Linked DNA regions of Mus musculus: region 1 is linked to region 2. Evidence: chromatin contacts called from ENCODE Hi-C or POLR2A ChIA-PET data. All regions are on one chromosome and are shown on one strand. Each heading gives the region's core, a stretch centred on a gene start or an enhancer-like site at or near the end of the contact. The rest is flanking DNA. Distances are from core to core; before and after follow the strand shown. Region 1 holds the start of Tns3 (tensin 3). Region 2 overlaps Tns3 (tensin 3).

Evidence for each region. Hi-C counts contacts between places; a loop is a spot of excess contacts on that map. ChIA-PET counts read pairs that join two places held with the same protein, here RNA polymerase II (POLR2A).
Region 1: a map of v-Abl transformed pro-B cells shows a loop between it and region 2 (2.9-fold over the local background). The contact joins the promoter of Tns3 here to the enhancer-like site in region 2. A Hi-C loop is called at or near these places in 1 of 37 maps with a recorded cell type or tissue (v-Abl transformed pro-B cells). POLR2A ChIA-PET finds 5 or more read pairs at or near these places in 1 of 5 experiments (Patski).

Annotation. Positions count from the first base shown.
Region 1 is chr11:8,659,946-8,666,741 of GRCm38, forward strand. It overlaps Tns3 (tensin 3), which reads right to left and starts at 4,590. Exons shown (of 31, transcript NM_001083587.1): 1 at 4,534-4,590.
Region 2 is chr11:8,443,690-8,451,238 of GRCm38, forward strand. Tns3 (tensin 3) reads right to left here. Exons shown (of 31, transcript NM_001083587.1): 22 at 7,166-7,549; 23 at 6,381-6,467; 24 at 5,001-5,132; 25 at 1,957-2,052; 26 at 1,257-1,334; 27 at 246-323. Among named protein-coding and RNA genes, the nearest start is that of Tns3, 220 kb to the right of the region's middle. Within about 2 kb of position 2,502, at least 2 of the 3 ENCODE cell types and tissues checked have a DNase peak (open chromatin) inside an H3K27ac peak, as active enhancers do.

The DNA.
Region 1 (6,796 bases), core at 3,340-5,839, 220 kb after region 2:
GCGGAAAGGAAGGAAGAGGAGATGTAAAGAAAGGCTGGCCTCAGTGTCCGAGGAAGCAGCTGGGACCAGAGTTCTGGCTGCAGTATCTGAGCCAAGCTGGTCCATTCAAGGAGAGTGAGGCATTCCCTCCCAGCGACTGAGGAAGTCCCCTCTTTGAGCAAGCAGTCACGCTGTGCAGACATTGGACTCATCTAACAGCACACGGTGTGGGCAGACTACTCACCCTCACTAACACTTGCTGTCTCCTCCCGACAGTGAAGAAAATCAACATGGAAAATCAGACTACGAGCAGACAGAGACGCTGGCGTAAGCCACAAGCACTGGGGAATGTGACACTCTCCCCAGCTTGGGATGGACGCACAGATAAAGGTCCCACCCTTTCACTGATGCCTCCTAGGGGCACCTGAACCCATCCGGAACAGGTACTCCACAGGGAAACTTCCAGATCACTGGCATAACACTTTCAGCATAACCCTCCTTCATGAAGTTTGCCCGTTTGGGACAAAACGCATTAAAGCCAGCTTACCGCTCTCTTTTTAAAAGATCACTATAGTTTTTACGAATCTTTAGATCATTATTATGGCCCTCAAGTGGCTACTTTGGGCCAGAAAGATGTCTCCGCAGGTAAGAGTATTTGCCCGATGACCTGAGATCAGTCCTGAAACCCACATCATAAAAGGAGAGAATGGACTTCAGCAACTTCTCCTCTAGCCTTCACACACAGGTCAGAAAATACATGGATACGTACACGCATGCATACAGGCATACGGACATAGACACACTTCATACAGAATAAACAAACAACCAAATATAAAATATTAAGAAAATAAATTTTTCCCCTGGAAAATTCTGGAGGCCCCTGATTTGTGTTGTCTTCTATTTCTTAAACAAGATGGCCCTGATCGTGGATTACCCATCCTTCCCTGGTTCCCCCCTGTGGCAGAAGCAATCGACACTGGTCATCTGTGCTGCCACATGAGGAACCCTAAACACAGCTACACTGGGACGGGTAAAAAATAAAAACCAGAACCAGGCACAGCAGGTCATGTCTGTAATTACAGCACTCGGGAGGCTGAGGCAGCAGGATTCACCAAAAGTTCAAAGTCACATGAGCTGTAAAAACAAAGTAAGTGCCTAGACACTCTCTGAGAATGCACTGTGCCACACAACAGTTTGTGCCACAGGAAGACCTGCCACACAGACACTGAGGACCTCCCCAGGGACTCTGTGTGCAGGACCATGTTCCTTACCACAACAACAGACATGCTCAAAACACTCTTGATGCAGAATTCAAAACAAAGTTCCCAGAAGCTTGGGGAATCTGCGTCTTCTACTTTTACGAGTAACAGGCATCAAGGAAATGAATGTCCCTGCCCCTAAGCTGCACTCAGCAAACTGTGAGTGTACAGAAAATGGTGGAGGAGGGGTGCAGATATGACAGAATGGGATCCCCCCCTTTTTTTTTCAAGACAGGGTTTCTCTGTATAGCCCTGGCTGTCCTGGAACTCACTCTGTAGACCAGACTGGCCTCAAACTCAGAATTGACCTGCCTCTGCCTCCCAAGTGCTGGGATTAAAGGTGTGCACTACCACTGCCTGGCGCCCAAATTTGGTCTCAATGTAAGAGAATGGATGCATGAGTTTTGAGACTTACTTTGTTTGTTTCCTTCTGAAGTCCTGGTTATTGAATCCGAGTTCTCACATGCTACACAAGTGCTCCACCAAAAGATACAGCCAATCCTCGGGGGTTTTGAAATGCAGTACATACTCCTTCTCACCTACGCTAAGGAGTTTAAATGCCATTTCCATGTGGAGAGTCCACTGAGGATACATAGGCTTCACCGTGAGTATTAGGGGTAATTGTGCTCTGGCTGTGAACACGCTCTACTCTCTGAGAAGCACAGGGTGGCTAACACTTAACCAATACCTACTGAAGCAGCCAGCCTGATCCACTTATTTTAGCAGAAATGGTGGCAGGGGCTCTGAGTAGATGAGGCTTGCTCTGTGTCATTAGGTCACTGCTGGCAGGTTTCTTTCCAGGTGAAATGAAGATGCAACCTGTTCTCCCCTGCTTCTGGGTCCTACAAGAAGGGGCCAGGTTAGTGCACCTCTTAACGACCTTTTGCCTAGATCCAATGCCTCGGACTACCTGGTAGGTGGCATGGTCTCATAAAAGTGTTTTACTTTCAGAAAGAAAAAACTAAAGAACTTTTGCTAGCAGTACCCCAGTGTTCCCCACATCCAAGTTCAAACACAGAGTCAGAACAGGCTTCCCCTGAACATATCCATTGCTAACAGCAGGCTGACCCTAAGCAACATAATGTGGCTCCAGGGGCAGACTGCATGCAGATACACCACTAGCTCCCAGACTTTGGAAATTTGTTGGTAATTTTCCTCGTCTGTAAAATTGCTCCTTGTATCCTGGGCAGACAGAAGCTGTGACTGCCAGACAGACTCAAATACCCTCTTCCTTTGATATCTTCCACTCCACCTTCTTGTCTAGCTGACTCCTTGTCAGGCCTTGGCTATACCACGAGTATACCAGCTCCCCTGGAACCTTCTATAGCATAGTAACATATTTGATCTTGTGAACTATGAAGTCAACATTTGCAAGTAGCTCAGTTTCAAAACACAGCAGGCCAGAGAGACACTTTGTAAAAGCTAATCGATTTGCATTTAGGCATATGATGTTCCCTGAAGCAACTACTTTTTTTTTTCTATCTTCTTAGTGGTTAGGTTTCGCATCTGCTGCTGCGGATAGCTTTAGCAGCCTCGGCAGAGGAGCTACCCTCAGTGGAAGAACTGCTGCTGTCTGGACAAGCATTCAAAGCCAATTGCCAGGGAAGCAGCAGCAGCAGCCAGCCTGCAGGAGCCAGGCCATAGAACTCAGACATTGTGTCCCAGAATTCCAGCTACTCCTCCACATTTCAGCTTCATAAACAGGATACTTGGCATTTCTTTGCCCATATGCAAAATGGGTGTGATAATCCCACTTCCCTCTTTCTTCCAAGAATCATTGGGTGAGATGAAATAAACAACAGGCAAAGAGTTTAGTACCACTCAGCCAGAGGTCCTTATTGCCCTCTGTCATTCTTTGGGGGGGGGGGGGGCAGTCACCATGACTTTATCGGAGGTCTGGCTTCTTACCAATTGCCCCAGTTAGTTCTCCAGGACCCAGCAAATGCACCCCCTTGTCTGTGCCCCCCTTCCCTCACATAAACACACACACGCACACACACACACACACACACACACTCCAAGTCCTGGCCTAGCCTCCTACAGCTTCCAGCTGCAGCCATCCCCGCCCCCTTCCTGGTCCTCAGCACAGAAAAGCCTTTCTTAATACTTGTTGATTGATTTGCAAATATAACCTCATAGGCCCCAAAGAGGGAAGCAACAAAATCACAAAGACAGTCAAAAATCTCTTTTAACAGGCAAAAAACTAAAAGCACTTTTAAAAAGTATTCATATGAACAGACCAAAGCCTCAAGGAAATACATCAATATGTCAAAAGGGTTAGCTCTGATGGGGTACACATTATTACTATAGTAGCTCCTGTATTCTTGGTTTGGGGTGTCGTTTTGAAGCTCTATACAGTGGAGCAGAAGGCACAACTCAAGAAACAAAATTTGGAGTGGGCTGTGACAAAGCCGAGGGCGTTCCAATCAGTTGTGGTCACCCTAGATAGTGCGGTCTGCTGGCCCCAAGCCCTGGAGGGAACTTTTTGTGTTCAGTCACGCTAGAGAGTCGGGATCACCTGCTGGCACCGGCCAGAATGCCAGTTGGGGAAGGAAGGGGTTCGGGGTCTCTTTTTGCGGCATAGACTCTCAAATCGATCCAAGCAAACGTCCCCAGGGGCAGAACACAGAACTACACAGAAACCCCGGGGCCCAGGACCCTCCCTCCTACTTGTCAGCTACAGTGCCCGCGTGCCAGGAGACACGTGCCACAGGTGGCCCCCAGGCCTGTGCCTGCACTCGTACTCCTCCGAATAGTGGGAAAAGGCGGGATGAGACCCCTGGCTCCCAAGCAACCGAAAGGAAAGGAAAAGAGGCACACAGCTCACTTGCCTGGAAAAGGCGGGAGTAAAGTCCTGAGAAGTCTCATTGCAGCCCCAAGCGGCTCCTCCGTCTTCTCTTCCCTAACTGTCTCAGGGAGCAAAGTCCGCAGGGCCGGGGCGGCGATAGTGTGGTTCCGCCCCCGCCCTCCTAGCTAGGCGCCGGGCGCCGCGACCAGGACCCTGCCGGCCCCGGAGCTCCGGCCCGCGTCGGCCCGAGGACCTGGCTGAGCCCCAGACTCCCGATCGCCGCAGACCCCCTGGTCGTCCTCAGTCCTGGATCCCAAGCGCCCTTCCCGGGTGCCCCCGCGCCTTGTCCCTACACCCTCAACTGTCTCCGCGCCCAGGTTTGGTGTCTGCTCGGCTGCAACCCAGTTCCAAGACCCCGAACGCCCAGGCTCTGGAACCTGAGCGGGGGCCCCAAACAAAGAGTGTGGCGGCGTGTGGCTGCCCCTGCCCTGCTCCCGACCCTGGTACCTGGGCGAACCCGCAGCGCGGTCCGGCGGGGCGATGGCCGAAGCGAAGCTGGGCTCCGAGCTGCTCGCGGGCGGGCCCGTCCTCCTGGCTGGCCGCCCGCGCCCGCGGCAGGGCCCCCTCGAGGCGGCTCCGGCAATCGCTACGGACCGCCCGCGCACCGGAGCCCTGCCGGTCACCTGGTCTCATCTTCCTAACAATGTCCTGCGTTTCCAGGTGCTGGACACCCGCCCCCCGCACTCACCCCCTCGGGTTCCTGACCCAAGGGATGAGCTCTTTAAAATACCCTCCCACTTCGCTGGCCTCCCTAAATACCTCGGGGGCCCCAGTATTCTATAGGCTCAACAGTTCCATGTCTACGTAAGTGCACCTGGGGAGGGAGGTTCGAGTCCCATTCCTGCAAAACCAGTTTATTGTTTCATCCAGTGTGTCTAAGTGCTGTTTCTGCCAGGAGGAAGTCCTACAATACCCTCCAGTGACTTATTATCCCGTGGGGCTCTACGTGTATCAAGCAGCAGTCTCTAAGACAGCCCAGGATGCTCCAACAGCCCCTTCAACATCCAGAATTCACCAGGCAGGAGGAGATGATGGTGCTGGGTAGAAGTCCCTTGACTTCTTAAAGTGAACCTAGCAGGAGAGAATACGGTTGAGGCTGGCAGGAACACAGGAGAAAGAAGATCTCCTGAACAGCCTTTCTCAGATGAGGACAGAGCAAGATTTCTTAAGAGATCCCCAAGATTCGGATAGCTGGGCCTCTGTGTCCATTTTCTCATTGCGATCTCCAGGGAATGATGGCATGCCATTGCATGGTCTTTCAAACACGTCTGCATAAATGAGATGGAATTTCCATCAGTTTCTAGTGGACACCAGCAGCCCTTAATATCTCTGATTCCACTCCGGGAAAACACTCCAGGTAGCTTTAAAAGAGGGTAGAAATTGTATCTATCTGCTCGGTGCAGCCACTGTCTGAGGTTACCAAAACCTGTTCAATTCTTGCCATATTGTGCCTTCAAGAAAAAGCCAGGCTTGCCAGGAATGGTGGAGAAGCTGAGCTAGGAAAGTAATATCTGGTGGATCTGTTTACAGCGCAGCCTTCACAAACACTGAGGTGAGGCCCTGGATCCTAGGCCAGGCTAGAGGCCGGGCCACACCCTGTTTCCTCTCCCCCAGGTTTGGGAAGGCTATGCCTATCTCTGAGAAATGGAGACATTGGGAGAAGGAGATGTTGCCTGAGGCAAAAGCTTCCCCAGGCCCTGAGCCCCAGGCCCTAAGGAATGAAACAAGCATTTCCCTAGCCTCTGGGAGTCCCACGGGTCATGGGTGAGGAACAGGATGCTTGTAAAGGAGCCTTTAGAGGGGATAGGGAGGAGGTCACAGTCATTCTGCTAGAAAGGGGGACAAGGCAGGAACTGTTCCTTTGCCTTTGACCTGGTAAGAAAACACCCCCAAAATCTTAACTTGACATAGGTAAACCAAGTGGTGGGGATCAGAGCACTGTAAGGTGAGGATCCAAGACTATCCAGATTCCGTGCTGTTCTCTCAGATGTTTACCAACAGCCTACTCACTCCAGCCCTCCAGTCACTGGGTTGCCTTGCTTGGTCCCAGCTGCCCGAGGGACTGCAAGAATTTCCACAAGGTGTTCCAATCACCCTCCTTAAGAGCTAATGTGGGAAAGTACTTGATAGCTCAGAATAAGGAAGACCCCAGGCAAGGCTGGGATTCTGCATCTCTGTACCAGGAGCCTCTGCTAAGATCTCCCTACTCTGTTTTCCCTACCCAAACTAAATGGTCCCAGACCCCTGTCCCTGCCCTCCCTGCGGGGATAGTTCCAGTGTGGGATAGATTCTCTAATTAGATCCTTGTTTCTAGAACAGTGAAGTGGGGGCCAGTGCACGTAATGTCCGTCCTTACGTTCAATGCTAGTGTTCAAAAATAAACTGAAAAGAGAAACTGGACCATAGTATCTTTGAGCACCCCATGTCTGGCTGCTCCATGGTCCCTGCATCTTGTCTACAGGATGAACAAAGAAAACTTTGGATGATTGACCTGGGCCTGGCTTATGCAGAGCTGAGCACCATGGGGCCTCCTCACTTCACATGCCATGACTTTATATTTCCAAAAACTTAAAACAAAAACAAGGCATGAGCAATTATCAGCCCCCCAAAAGGAGATCATGTGGGGTCCCCCCCCCAGGCTTAGCCCTCCAAAAATGTCTCAGAGTTTAAAACAAAAGTGTCAAACCAATTTAGCTAAAGAAAAGTCTGC
Region 2 (7,549 bases), core at 1,252-3,751:
GGCCTTAACATTTATTTATTCCACTGAATCTGGTCTTGTTTGAGTCCGAGCCTCTGATGCCCTGGCCATGCCTCCTCACAGCTGCACCCCACCCAGCTGTGCCAAGCAGCTATAAAAGGAAACTTCCTTCACAGTCCCCAGAAAAGCAGGAAATGACTGTCCAAAGGGAAGTTCTATCATGGAGTTCGGTTCCGCCCAGTGACTCGGAGATGCAGAGATACAAAACCAAAGCTGCGGCCACTGACCTGCTCCCTGCTTCAGCAGCTCGGCTGCAGAGTTGGCTGCTGTCTGGGGAGAGTTTTCTGCTATTTCCTCCAGTGGATCTGCAGGAAGGAGTGAGACGAGACATGAGCTCCTGACACAGTAGTCCACATGGCAAAGAAAATCTGATGACAGAATTCCCAGACGGTGACAGAGCTTTCTCTTGCGAGGCAATCATGCAGCCCACAGAGACTGTAACCCATTCTGAACACAGATGGAGGTGGTATGCCCCTAAAACATGTTCCAAGTCTCTGAATTCATTTACATAAGTGATCAAAATTTAAAAGATAAATAAAATAACATTTACCTACAGGAAAGCTGGGACACACAGTAAGGCCCCTATACACCCTGGATATTAATTTTTAAAAAAATTATTGTGGGTATTTTCTAACAAATATAAAAGTAGAGAGACTTGTTCATTCATGACCTAAATTTAACCATAGCAACATCATTCTCATTTTGTAGGACTGTGAATCTATAATGCAAGTGACCTTAAAATTAGTCTGAGAAAATATATTTTTTCATACACACACATGTTTGTATATAAAATAACTACTTATGTATGTACACGTTTTACATGTCTGGTGCCCAAGGAGACTAGATCTTCTACAACTACAGTTTTACATGGTCGTAAGCTGCCTAATGTAAGTGCTGGGAATTGAACTCAGGACCTCTGGGAAAGCAGTCAGTGCTTTTAACCACTGAACCATCTCTCCAGACCCCAAGTGTTTTACATCTTTAAGCTGAGCAGTCTTTGTTTTCTGGACACCTTCCATACAGGCCACGATGGGCAATGTCTGAAAGCTATTATCAGCAGCAGGGCATTCTTCTTTCTCAATTCAGGTGGCCACTAGTTTTCTTTGGGGTTTAAGAGTATATGTCATAAAAAAAGAACCTTAGTTTATTTTGTAAGGTGGGTCCTGGGTACAGCATGCTATCAGCGGTACAGAAGATCGTACACGCAGCCAGATAGCACTGAGAACTCCTCCACATACCTCTCTCCGGAATGAGCAGCTTGCAGGGTAAAGCCAAGGGCGTAATGGAATGCTGGCACACCAAAGCCGTCAGGCTCCCTATAAAGTGGATAAGAGTAAATGAATGTCACCAATCTCTTCACTTGCTCTGTGCTTAACCAAAGAATCAGTTGAGACCAAAATTCCAAAAACGCATGCCTTTATACCACTGTGGGATGTGACTCAAAGCTCCAAGAATGACAAGGCCCAAGCCAATGAAGAGGGTGATGGAGGGACCTGTAGTGTATGCCAAGCATATGGCCTTTATAAGTGCGAAGTGCCGGGGCGCTTCTTACGAGTAGGAAACAAGGCTGCCCCGGTCTATCCAGAAGGCTCTCAATTCACAAAGAAGGGGGAGCTCTGGTGGCAGCACTGTGCTCCTCCTCCTTGTGCCTGAGGCATGGGGACACACTGCGCTCCAACCCTGCTGGGACCCAGCTGCTGACCTTCACCTTGTCTTATTCTAGCTCTCGGAGGATCCCTTCCGTTTATTTGGTTTTTGACAAGGCTTCTAAAGAACAACTGCCCCTTCAGCTTATCTTAAAGACCTCACGTGGCAGCCTGACACCCTGGGGCTGAAAGGAGAGAAACCCATTGTGGTACAGAGTCCCTCGAATCTCAAGCCACCTGAAGGAGGGAATCTATGCTCTAGAAATTCAAAAGAGCTTCTCAAGTAACTCACCAAAATATGGTTCATTTGAGCACCCTTTCAACCGCACTCCCTTTGGGGTACACTCAATCAGGAAATGCCGGACAAGTTCATTGGACAAATCTCCAGCTGCGGGAAGAATAAAAATTTATTGTTTTAAATTTAAAATGTAAGAGAATCAAAGTAGGGATCGAGGGTAGAGAAAAAAGAGAGAGAACTATATAGAAGACAGACAGACAGACAGACAGACAAGCTTTTATATCTGCCTCCTGCAGATATCAAATCTAAGGGCTACACTTAAGAAGGCTCCCTCTAACTAGGATTAAACCACTGCACTACTGGGCCACTCCCAGAACCACTCCTGGGATGGTCAGTGGGCGGGGCCACAAGGCAGGTGGATAGTAAGACTTAAGAGTCCCTGAGAGACAGACACCCTCAGGCGGAACTCCAGAAACTCCCAGAGACGGGATGAACTGGCAGCTTAGAAAGACCCTGGCCTTGGAGCACCAGCTGCATTCCTCCAAGAGAGGAAAGGCCACCGAGGCTCCGGCAGAAAAGACTTCAGTACAGAGCTGGAAGGATGCCAGCCCTCTGGGTGAGGTGGAACCGCCAGCTGGGTACAGAAACGCCTGCAGCAACAAGCAGTCTGCTATGTAGGGGCAGCATTCTACCAAACTGCTAGTAAACAGGACACTTGTGTTCAAGCCAGCTGCTGAACCGAAAGAGAAGAAGCAACTGAATGGAAAAGTACAAACTGAACCAGGAGAAAAGAAGTCACTGCCCCAAGCTGCTAAAGTCAGTAGACACCCTGTGTACTGCATCTCTCTCCTTAATTGCTGTCTTTAGCACTCTGAGACCTAGCCTCTCAGTATAATTGATATAAAGCAAGACCTACTAAATTTGCGATTCGGGAGAGGTTGCCAGACTCTAGTCTGTATAAGCTGAATAAAACCTGGCAAATTTTGAGCCCCAGTATGAGGCCATAAATGGAAGATTCCACACCACGAAACTTTGTTTCATGAACGAAATAATGGAAAATATTGCATAACATTACTTTCAAAATATATGGAATGTATATGAATTCTATAGGAGATGTAAATGAATTTAATCTTAGGACTTGGGTCTCCCAGGTTGTATTCCCAGCAGCCACATGACAGCTCACAACTGTCTGTAACTCCATTTTCAGGGTATCTGACACCCTCTTCAGGCCTCCATGCATACTAGACATGTACAAATTTATGCAGTCAGATATACAAGGAAAAATATCACACAAATAAAATAATAAAGAAATAATTTTTAAAAAAGACTTAAGCCTCATTCCCAAGATACCTCATTATTAGTGTACAAATATTTTGAAATCTGAAAATAATCAGAAACCGTCGCCATATCTGTTTGGGGCCATTTATGATGAGAGATCCTGAGCTGCATTAGGCTCCAATGATGCTGATCAACACCACACATTAGCGGCAGTACATGTTAGCATTTCCTAGGGGCAGTCAAACCTGCAGGGATTCCATGAAAGTCTGACACATAAAACAGAGGGAACAAAATATGACACTTCCTCTGTGGGAAGAGAAGGTGTGGGGCTTCCAGCCTAATGAGAAAACCCACTGAAGGTCTGGATTCTACTTGTGGAAAATGGCCCCGTGAAGATCCTGCTGCCAAGGGTGTTTTGGAACACAGAGTCTAGAATGACCACAGCTGTCTCATCTCAAATTGACTGGAGGTGGCTCAGTGACTAACTGGCTCTTCACTCATTTGGTAAACTCTTCGCTCAAATCTATCGTTGGACTGGGAAATACAAATGTCAAACCCAGGCCTAGGTATACACACAGAGTCGAGACTGTATTTCAGCCAGTGGAGACCACCATGCTGGGTTTTCTGACATCTGCTATTCACATAGCCTCTATTTTGTTCGTTTATTCTCAGACTTAGTCTGAAGGCTGCCCAAGGAAGGATACATTCCCAGACATTAGAAGTCTTTTCCTGATATGTCACTAACTGATGTTCCTAAGTCAGACCTGGTAGTCCTCAGCAGCCAGGTCTGAGTGAGTGCTTCATGATAAAGGCCATACGTCCCCGCAGTAAGGTTCTGTTGAGCTTCTTAGGCGGGAATCCTAGACGTTCTATGTGATGTCACTTACTCTCCCACTCCCTCACAGAAGCCCTGTCAGCACCCCCAGGTTTGGGAGCTGTGCTCTGCCTGAGTCCCAGGTGCCTCCCAACCACACTTCCTAGCCTTGCAAGGCAAGCACATTCCTGAAGCAGGTCAGCCACCTGTGCCTGAGGCTGGCCCACTTGCAACCACATCTTACAACCTCAGTACACCGTGTACCATGTTTGCTCCAGGAAGCTTTCAGACAGATTTCACACAAGAGTTAGGATGGCTCATCTCAGACCCAGGCATGGGATGGGACAGACAGGTACCACAGCCATGCTGATTCGGATTCCTCTCTCTAGCTAAGGCAACGTCTCTCACTGATCCATGCGGCAGAGGCTCAGCTCCCAGAGAGATGCTCTGGTGATCAGTGAGGATGTAAGGAGGGCTGGAGTAGGGTCACTTAGTGCATGCCCTTAGGAGGGTGACGAAACCTCGCTCTCTCCCCAGCCTCTCCCCTTCACGTTGCAGGCAGAGGGAGAACACATACTCCCTCATGCACAAGCAGCCTATGATGATTTCTCTATCACAGGCCTGGTACCAGAGCCAACCAAATGAGCTGAACCTCTTAAAACCATGACCCACAGTGAACATTATCTCCTGATAAGATAAATACGAAGGGCATCCTGCACAGGGCGACTACTGCACACTCCTCGTGACCTGAGGTGTTCAGTGAGTCTTAAAATTTTTGATTCATAAGATAGTACATATTCTATGTACTATATTAGTGTTCACATTGCAAGTTTAAAAGTATGGAAAAGACGGGTTAAAAAAAATGAAGATAAAAGGTATACATGGATGGACAGCTACTTAAGGAAGTAACCTTAGAAAGCAAACACTAAATAAAGAGAAGCAGTGGGAACAGTTGCCGATATCAGCCACTGTAAACAACAGACAACCCCCGTCTATGGACGCTTACCTTTCTTGTTGAGGTGCAGGACAGACGGAGGAGGTGTGGCCACCTTCATGGCCAGGCCGTAGGCCCCTCGGAAGGAGTGACTGTCCCTCACGATGAATGACCCGGGGGCTTTGTCCTTCAGCATGGCAATGGCTAGGGGAAGGAAAGGCATGGATGACTGCAGGGGACAAAGGTCACTGCCCACCCAGAGCCTGGGATGGCTCCACCTCTGAAAAATCACACTCAAGGCTGAGCTGACGCTCAATGCATCAATGACAATTGAAGAGTAACGTTCTCTTGATTGGCAATGGTTCCAGGGATGGCTCGGCTGCCTGAAAGCAGACTGTTACAAAGCACCGACATCCTCTCTCTTCTGCACATGGGCACTTCCCCATCTCTTTTCAGCAGTAAGAAACTGGTGCTGATATGCGTGGGGAGCGTCCCACGCCCAGGACTCCTTTTCTCTATACATCCAGAGCAGCCCCTTCTCCCAGCTGCTCCTACAGCCTGGGCCAGTTGGGACCCTGCTTGGCAGATGAACGTGGAGTAAGGAAAATGCCATCTTTTCACCTGTGCAGCTAAGCAGGGAGACCAGAGACAGAAGAATTCGGGACACTGGCCACATAAGGTTGCTCTGTGTGTTTTGGGGGAGGCTTGGACTCACTAAGCAGCTTTCACAAAGGTGCCTGAGGGAAATGAAAGGCTTTTCAGGCCGTGGTTGTGTTCATCCCCCACCTCACCCCACCCATGCTTCTCTTCCATTTAAAATGACAACAGCTTCCTTGAGCTCCTGGGAAGAACTAGAGTCTCACAGTTCCTGTTAGCTTTAAAATCTAATGGCAGAACCTCAGGGAGAAAACTAGCCTTTCTGAGAGATGATGCTATGAATGAACGGCCCCATGAGCTCCTTAGGGACTTCAACCAGGTGGCCAATGTGGGGTAGATTCATGCAGGCTACAGGAAGCTCCTAATGGGGAGAGCTCCAAACACTCCATGCCCTTTCATGTCTGCAGCCACCAAGCCTGAGATTCTCCTAGAGCATTAGCTCTCCATGGCCTCTTTCTGCAGTACTCTGGAACCTAGGACCTCAAGGAGTCCTTAGTAGAGACCTGAGCAGTGTCTCATCCTCAAAGCAGTGGTGGGCTGCCAGGCTAGTGAAACTGCCAGTGTTCACAGGCCACACGCTGGGATGGATGCTTGTGGCTTGAAACCACTTCTGGCCCAAACCCTCAGGGGGACTGAGTTTTCCCTGTAAGACTGTGAAGGTTGTAGAATGTTCTCCAGAGTCCTATGAAAAAGGTGTATTTATCTGCGCCACAGCTAATACAAGGAGATCCCTGACAGAAGGACCCAGAGACCAAATACGACCAACATTGTAAGAGGTCCCTTAACCCCGCCTACCTTGTTCTCTTGAGATGTCTGCCTTGTACCAGAACTTCGAAGTGTCTTGAACAAATTTCACAATCACGAGTTTATCATTTGGGCTATCTGTGAAGCAGAATTTTAATACAGAATATTTGGGTTTTTTGTTTAGTTTTTTACAAATTAATACATCTCAATTGGGTTTAATTACAATAGGGAACTGATAGCAGCATTCACAGGAGTAGGAAATGGGACATTTCTCTATTCAGCATTGAGAGTAATACAGAATATCTATATTGCTGCCTCTTTTACAATGGTGATGCGAGTCCAAATCCATGCCTGGGTTTGAGGGATGCACAGAAAGGTCCTAAGTGGGGAGGAGACGTGGTTCAAAGGACCAACTGGAAGGAAGAGCCAGTACCGCGGAGTACAGTACAAGACAAACGTGCTTCCAATACGGGACAGGAGGACAGGGCAGCGAGGCTGTGTCAAACACTTGAAACAGCTTATAACTCAATTCTGGATGAATTATGTAATTGGGAAGAGAGAAAGAAACTTTAAAGCATCTCTATCCTTTTAGTCAAAGTGAATACAGAACTACTGCAGCATCTGCACTGTCTAACGCTGGTCTGAGTCTGCAGGAGATTAAGGAGGAAGCTGACCGGAAAAACTGGGTCTATCTGGCTTTAGGCAAACTGGGTGGGAGAGAGCCAAGAGAGGATCTGACCATTTCCTGCAGGACATCTGACTTAGCACTGAAGACTGGCTCACACGGGAAGCCCCAGAGCCCTCCTCTCCTGAGGGAGTGGCAGATGCAGACATACCTGGCAAAGGTGAGGCCACTTCTGAAGGCTTGCAGAAGTCTGGAAGGACATTCGGGAAGGGGATGCTCATGGTGCTGCCACTGTGGGGGCTGGAGAAGCCACTGGATGATGGGGAGACTGAGCCCAAAGAACGATCACCCTCCGACGCTCTCTTCTTCTCCGGGAGGGGTGGCTGCCCAGGCAGGCTCACGTTCTGGTTCTGCAGGCCTGGACTGTGGTGGCTGCTGGCTCCGGGTGACACCGTGAGAAAGTTGTGGGGCAGAAAGCCGTTGTCAGCAGCCCCTGTCGTCAGCAGAGGGGTTCCAGGAGCTGGTGATGTTCCATGGGAATTGACCAGCAAGGTGCCAGCGTCCTCACCAGGTGGAAGAACACTTGTTGCTGTGG